2 separate regions of the Homo sapiens genome follow, and region 1 is linked to region 2. The links are chromatin contacts, found by Hi-C or POLR2A ChIA-PET in ENCODE. All regions are on one chromosome and are shown on one strand. Each heading gives the region's core, a stretch centred on a gene start or an enhancer-like site at or near the end of the contact. The rest is flanking DNA. Distances are from core to core; before and after follow the strand shown. Region 1 overlaps LOC124904169 (a long non-coding RNA gene). Region 2 overlaps ST3GAL3 (ST3 beta-galactoside alpha-2,3-sialyltransferase 3).

Region 1 (3,632 bases), core at 460-2,959, 290 kb after region 2:
TTACAAAAGGATCCCTCAGGATGGTTGCTAGAAAACAACAAACTCTTTCTCCCTGAGGCTGAGCAATGGAAAATAATTAAGTATTCCCATGACTCCTTACATTTGGGACAGGACTCCCTATTCAAATTAGTTTCTCAAATCTTCCTGGGAAAGAAATTATTCCAGACTGTAAAGTGGGTCACCAGGGCCCATGAACTTTATGCCGGTAATGACCCAGGGAGCTGCCCATACCCTCATCCCTACTCACTCCTGTACAACATCAAGGAACATACCATGGGGAAGACTGGCAAATAGATTTTACTCAGATGCCACCATACAGGGGACTGAAATATTTGCTAGTATTTATAGACACTTTCACCGAGTGGATAGAGGATTTCACCACAAGAACAGAAAACGCATTAGAAGTGCCAATTCCTACTTAAAGAGATCATCCCAAGATTTGGATTACCTAAAAGTCAGCAGAGTGATAATGGACCCTCCTACAGCTAAAGTGACCCAGCAGGCGTCCTGAGCCTTAGGCATTACGTATCATCTTCACCCCTCCTGGAGACCTCAATCCTTGGGGAAGGTAGAAAAAGCTAATGTTTTTGAAAGGACATTAGCAGAGCTCTGTTAGGAGACCTCAGAGGCCTGGGTTTCTCTCCTCACCATCGCCTTTTTTTTGTTTTTGTTTTTGTTTTTGAGACGGAGTCTTGCTGTGTTGCCCAAGCTGATCGTGCAGTGGCACGATCTCGGCTCACTGAAACCTCCACCTCCCAGGTTCAAGCGATTCTCCTGCCTCAGGCTCCCGAGTAGCTGGGACTACAGGCAGGCATCACCAAGCCCGGCTAATTTTTGTATTTTTAGTAGAGATGGGCTTTCACCATGTTGGTCAGGCTGGTCTCGAACTCCTAACCTTGTGATCCACCCACCTTGGCCTCTCAAAGTGCTGGGATTACAGGCGTGAGCCACCGTGCCCAGCCTCCCATCGCCCTTTTATATGTAAGGATGACTCCAAAGGAACAGTAAAACAGTCCATTTGAAATGACTTATGGGAGGCCCTTTTTTTTTTTTTTTTTTTTTTTTTTTTTTTTTTTTTCCCGAGACGGAGTCTCGCTCAGTCACAGGCTGGAGTGCAGTGGCGCTGTCTCGGCTCACTGCAAGCTCCAGGGAGGCCCTTTTTAACTTCAGATCTCCTGTTTGATGAAGAGACACGTAGAATGCTCACCCATATTATCAACTTAGGCTGGGTTCAAAAGGCCCTCCAAGCCTTTTGGAGGCTCCCTTCAACAAAATATCGCTCCCTTCAACAAAGGAAATAGTTAACCTCCACAATCAACCAGGAGACTTAGTCTTAGTAAAAACTTGGAAAGAAGAATCCGCCAATGATCAATTACACATGAATGGAAGGGGCCGTATCAGGTGTTGTTGAGTACACCTACGGCTGTTAAACTTCAGGGAGTAACTAGTTTGGTACCCCTGTCCAGGTTAAACCTGTTTCTTATGAGTTGCAGCACAAAAGGAGGCCCCTGTGACCTGCATCTGTGAGCCTTTGGAGGACCTCTGCTGCCTATTTAAAAGAATCAACACTCAGCCAGAGGTGGTAATGTGATGCTGTGGGTGGGAATAGGAACAGTAATTTTTCTCTTCTTCCTGATTGTAATCCTTCTTTTCTGTTGCTTTAGCCAACCTCTTGGGAAACACCTCTTTTGTCCTTGTTGGGTATAGAGGCCACTCTAAGGCCCACTGGACACCATGTTGTCACTATTAATCCTGTTTGATTTCCTCATTACCCTGATCCAGTGCAGGTGGGAACATAACCCTATCGTAAATATTTCAAATATTATAGCCTCAGGGAATCATCTTCATGGTTGCTGGATTTGTCATCAATATTCCCAGGGTGCACAGTTCTACCTTCTGGCCTACCCAGAAAATTTCACAGCCATCTCTCCAGACCTCCTAACTAACCATAGTGATCCCCAAATACCCAAATCCCTATTTGTTAAGTGAAACTCTCCTCCTGATTCCCCTCCGATTCCATCTGAATACCACCCCCCAACTCCTGCCACTATTACCTTGAGCTGGGAAGTTGGGTATCTATATCTCCAATGCACTAATGATTCTATCTTTTGCATCCACTGTTGTGTTAATGACACAAAAGCAGACGTTTCCCTGTGATACTCTGATCCAAATCTAGTTGCCAAGTTTCCCAGGCTGCAATGAGGTAAATGGGATTCCACTTGTCAGTGAGGAGACCATATATGGTGCCTTCTCCTGGATCAGAACATACAAGGGAAAAACAACTGCCTAATCTGGGAAGGTGGGAGCACTGTTCCTTCTGGAAAACAAGACTGTTTGACCACTCCCATTAGAACAGGGGGAAAATATCTCCTCTAGAGACCCAACTTGGCAGCCAAGGATAAACATCACACCCCGTAGGGCCTCTGTTTGTGTACCCCCCCAGGCTCATTTTGTTTGTGGCCATGAGTGGGAAGAAGTCACACCCCATAACCACTCCTGACTCTCCAGGAAGCCACCTGTTCCTTTAGGAGCAGCCTTCTGTATATAAAAAACTTGGAATAGGCTGGGTGTGGTGACTCACACTTGTAATCCCAGCACTTTAGGAGGCCAAGCCAGGGGGATCACTTGAGGTCAGGAGTTAGAGACCAGCCTGGCCAACATGGTGAAACCCCATCTACTAAAAATACAAAAATTACCCGGGCGTGGTGGCGAGTACCTGTAATCCCAGCTACTCAGGAGGCTGAGGCAGGTGAATCTCTTGAACCTGGGAGGCAGAGGTTGCAGTGAGCTGAGATCACGCCATTGCACTCCAGCCTGGGTGACAGAGTAAGACTCTGTCTCAAAAAAAGAATGAAACTTGGAATAGAGATGAACATATGTTGGCCACCCTTGCCCCTCCAGGGGTCATGGTCTGTAACCCCATAAGACCCAGGAACACCAGAAGTAAGTGAGCAATTGGATTAATTCAATCGGAAGGAATTTGGGCAGCAATAGGACTAGCAGCACCCTAGGGTGGCTTTGCTTACCTACTCAACCCTAGTCAACCCTAAAGAACCCTAAAGAATGTGAACCCTAAAGAACCCTAAAGAACTTGACTCAAACCCTAGAATCTTTAGCCACCAATAGCGGTCAGGCATTAAAGGGGATTCAAGAGTCCCTAGACTTTTTGGCAAATGTAGTTCTCAATAACAGACTAGCATTGGATTATCTACTAGCTGAACAAGGTAGAGTCTGTGCAGTTATTAATGAAACCTGTTGCACATACATCAACAACTCTGGGCAGTTGAAGTTAACATTCAAAAGATCTGTGAGCAAGCTACCTGGTTACGTAACTATAATCAGGGCATTAATCCCAGCTGTATCTGGCTAGCTATCAAAAGTGCCTTCCCAAGCTTCACCTGGCTTTTACCTCTCCTAGGACCTTTGATAGCTGTCTTGTTATTACTAATCTTTGGCCCTTGCTTGTTTAACCTCTTAGTAAAGTTTGTCTTCTATATTACAACAGTTCCAGGTAAAGACAATCCTTGCACAAGGCTTCCAACTCGACCCGCCTACTGACCTGGAGAATGAAAGTGTCCTGCCTCGGGGCCCCTCAGATCAGGTATCCAGAGATTTCTGTTTCTCCAGGGCTA
Region 2 (3,553 bases), core at 110-2,609:
CACTTCTAAAACTGTATGTTTTAGGTTCCCCACACTTAAAATACTTAAATTGCCACCATCATAGTATCATAGTTTTACTTACCTGGGGACATTTTAAAAGGCTGAGGAAAGCTAAACTTTATCAGAGAGAAGGAAAAGAAGGGAGGAATACAGAGCTGAGAATTTAAGGATTCCTTGCTCTGGAAAGGCAAAAAAGGGTAAAACAATTTCATGTGCATGTGTGTGTCTGTGTGTGTCTGTGTGTGTGTGTGTGTGTGTGTGTGTGTGTGCGCGCGCGCGCGCGCGTCCGCGCGTCCGCGTGCGCTTTTTTTTTAGTGGTATAGGAGAAGATTGAGAAGCTTCTGATCCTGCCATGTAGCTGTAAAAACAAGCTCCTCTTTCCCTCAGCCATAACAGGATTGATGTCTTTCACATGGTAACAATGGAGATAGATGTGTGCTGCAGGGAAGCACATGAGCTTCTCTGTGCTTGAAGAAAGAAGCTTGAAGAGACAGGTCTCTTCACTGAGACCAGCACCATTATTCATGTTCCTATTTCTCCTCTAAGAGCTGGAATAAAAAATCCAGTGGAGGAAATTACAAGGAAATAGTCATTCAAATAGCCCTGACAGCTCCTTGCCCGGATTCACATGAATACCACCCAAGTAGCCCTTAAGTCAGAGGAAGAGAGGCCAAGGGAGAGATATCAATGACTTCTTCTGTCAGTCTATGAGGATTACTGCTGACTGACAGCTTGTTACTTACTCAGCTTTATTCCAGGCAGTGTGGGGCATTTAGGAAGAGAGGTGCCTGGGCCTGGGAATTTTAAAGACTGAAAGCTGAGACTCACAGGAAGTAACCAAGGACAAGACAATGAGATGAAGTGTTTCAGAGACAACAAAGAAGTGGCGATTTAAAAAAAAATAAGTAAATAAATAAGAAGTGATGTCAAGGAAAGCTTTGAGGAAGAGATGGGCACTGAAGCAGGGACCTGGCGGTTGGGGTAGGACATGTGGGGACCTGGGAAAGTGCTCTAGCAGACAGAGTACTCGAAATATTTTGTAAGCTTCAGTGAGAGCTGAGAGCGGCTTGTGAGGAATGGTGGGGGGCGGGGAGTAGTGAGACCGAGGATTGCAGAGCAGGGCAGAGTCGATGACAGAAGGCCCTAAGGTGAGGTGTGGAGTTTAGATTTAATGCAGCAGGGCCATTAAAGGCTTCTACCCTTAATGGAAAGACCTGGTGGAAAAGTAGTGTTCTGGACTTTTGTGTGAAGGAAAATTAACAACACAGAGGTCTCTTCTGGAATTTCTGTTGAGCACCTAGAATTTAAAATGGGAGGTTGTGTTCCTTTATTCCCTCAGCAAAATAAGAGGAAGTGACTCTCAAGCCTGGACTTGAAAGATGAATGAATAAGATGAGAAGTGCATTCTAGGCAGTGATAGTAGCATGAATAAAGTGGAGGGGCCTGGAAAAGGGCTGGGAGAGTCTTGTGTGGAATGCAGAGTTTGGATTCTGAGTTAGGCGGAAGCAGCTGATGAAAAGGAGAGAGAGAAATGTGGTCGGATTTGCATTTTAGAAGGCTCACTTTGGCAGCTGTGTGGAGGCTAGATTGCGAGAGAAAGAAAAGAGGTAGGGATACCAATAGCCACAGCACTTCACCACTTGAGGAGTTTCAGGGACGGACAGATGCTTGGAAAGGCCTTGTGGTGGAGGTAACATCTGAGCTGAGTAGGGAGGGCTAGGAGGAGCAGAAAGGCAGAGGGAAGATTATGGATAGAGGCGCAAGAGTGCAAGGCATGGCATGAGTGAAAACCAGGGGAAGATGGATGTGGCTGGCATATAGAGTCTCTGGGGGATGGTACTCCCTGGGCAGGTAGGTAATGAGTCAGGTCACAAAGGTCCTTCTTTATATGTCACAGTGAACAGGGAACAGTTTAGACTTCATCAGGTAAATGAAGGGGAAGCCACAGACCATACCTAAAGCAAGTCTCAACAAGTGTCAGAGGATTGATCACATGCAGAATCAATCCTCTGACCACAGTGAAATTAAGCTAGAAATGAATAACAAAAAGATAACTAGAATATTAAGAAATGAATTTGTAAATAATCATTGGGTCAAAGAAAAAATCATGGGAAGTAGAAAATATTTTGAATTGCATGATACTGAAAATATCAAAACTTGGGTGGGGGGGTAGGGGAAGGATAGCATTAGGAGAAATACCTAATGTAGATGATGGGTTGATGGGTGCAGCAAACCGCCATGGCACGTGTTTACCCATGTAACAAACCTGCACGTTCTGCACATGTATCCCAGAACTTAAAGTATAATTAAAAAAAAAAAAAGAAAATATCAAAACTTGTCAAAACTTGTATGATGCTACTATAACCTATAAGCATAGAGGGAAGTTTGTAGACTTTAATGCATGTTAGAAAAATAACCGAAGGTTGAAAAAAATTAGTAATCTAAACATCAATTTCAAGAAGTTAGAAAATGTAGAGCACATTAAACCCAAAGAAGGAAAACAGAAAATAATAGTTTGATGAAAAAGAAAAAAAAATACAGAGGATCAACAAAGTCAAAAATTTGTTCTTTCAAAAGATTAACATACTTTTCCAAGGAGCAAGTTTTTTTAAAAAAAGATTAATAAAATTGACAAATGCTGGGCACAGTGGCTCATGCCTATAATCCCAGCACTTTGAGAGGCCAGTATTTGAGGATCACTTGAGGCCAGGAGTTTGAGACCAGCCTGGACAACACAGCAAGAGCCTGTCTCTACAAAAAAATTTTTTTTAAAATTAGCTGGGTGTGGTGGTACATGCCTGCAGTCCTAGCTACTCCAGGTGGCTGAAGCAGGAGACTCACTTGAGCCCAGGTGTTCAAGGCTGCAGTCAGATATGATCACACTACTGCACTCCAGTCTGGGCAACAGAGCAAGACCCCATCTCTAAAAATAAAAAATAAATTTTTCAAAATTAAAATTGACAGACTTCTGGCAAGACTGATTGTGGAGGTCAGGGAGGAGAGAAATTGAAGCACAAGTGCCAGTGAACAATGCCAGGAACAGGAAGGGAGACCACACTACAGGAGCTATAGGCTTGAAAAAGATAAAAAGAGGCTGTATGAACAATTTTATGCCAAAAGTCCTGAGAATTTTGTGAAAATAGATCCATTTCTAGAATAATATCCGACTAAAACTGACTCAAGACATCATGGAAAACCTTAGAATCCTATAAACTTTTTAAACCAATGGAATCAATAATCCAAAATCTTTCTCCCCAGAGAACTTCAAACCCAGAGGGCTTCACTGGAGATTTCTTCAGCAGATTGAAAAGAATAATTAATTCCAGCTTTGTTCAAACAGTTCCAGAGAACTGAAAAAGAGGGACACTCCTTACTCATTTTTTTGAGACTAGCATAACCTTGATACCAAAACTGAAGAAAGACAAACTCAAGAAAGGAAGATTAAAGGCCAAGCTACCTAAAAATATAAATGTAAAAATCCTCAACAGACATTTAGCAAATTCCACAATATATAAAAAAGATAATAGATCACCATCTAGTAGTTGGGCTTATC

Evidence for each region. Hi-C counts contacts between places; a loop is a spot of excess contacts on that map. ChIA-PET counts read pairs that join two places held with the same protein, here RNA polymerase II (POLR2A). Pooled maps may share reads with other maps.
Region 1: a map of body of pancreas shows a loop between it and region 2 (3-fold over the local background). The contact joins two enhancer-like sites. A Hi-C loop is called at or near these places in 25 of 168 maps with a recorded cell type or tissue (Calu3, DLD1, HepG2 and 15 more), 9 of 37 single-sample maps with no recorded cell type and 24 of 50 pooled maps. POLR2A ChIA-PET finds 5 or more read pairs at or near these places in 7 of 52 experiments (K562, MCF 10A, OCI-LY7 and 4 more).

Annotation. Positions count from the first base shown.
Region 1 is chr1:44,057,627-44,061,258 of GRCh38, forward strand. All of the region lies in intron 2 of LOC124904169 (a long non-coding RNA gene), which reads right to left. It also overlaps a transcript of KLF17 not described here. Among named protein-coding and RNA genes, the nearest start is that of SLC6A9, 28 kb to the left of the region's middle. Within about 2 kb of position 1,710, at least 2 of the 41 ENCODE cell types and tissues checked have a DNase peak (open chromatin) inside an H3K27ac peak, as active enhancers do.
Region 2 is chr1:43,765,517-43,769,069 of GRCh38, forward strand. All of the region lies in intron 2 of ST3GAL3 (ST3 beta-galactoside alpha-2,3-sialyltransferase 3), which reads left to right. Among named protein-coding and RNA genes, the nearest start is that of ST3GAL3-AS1, 40 kb to the left of the region's middle. RefSeq lists an enhancer at 1,373-1,908. Within about 2 kb of position 1,360, at least 5 of the 41 ENCODE cell types and tissues checked have a DNase peak (open chromatin) inside an H3K27ac peak, as active enhancers do.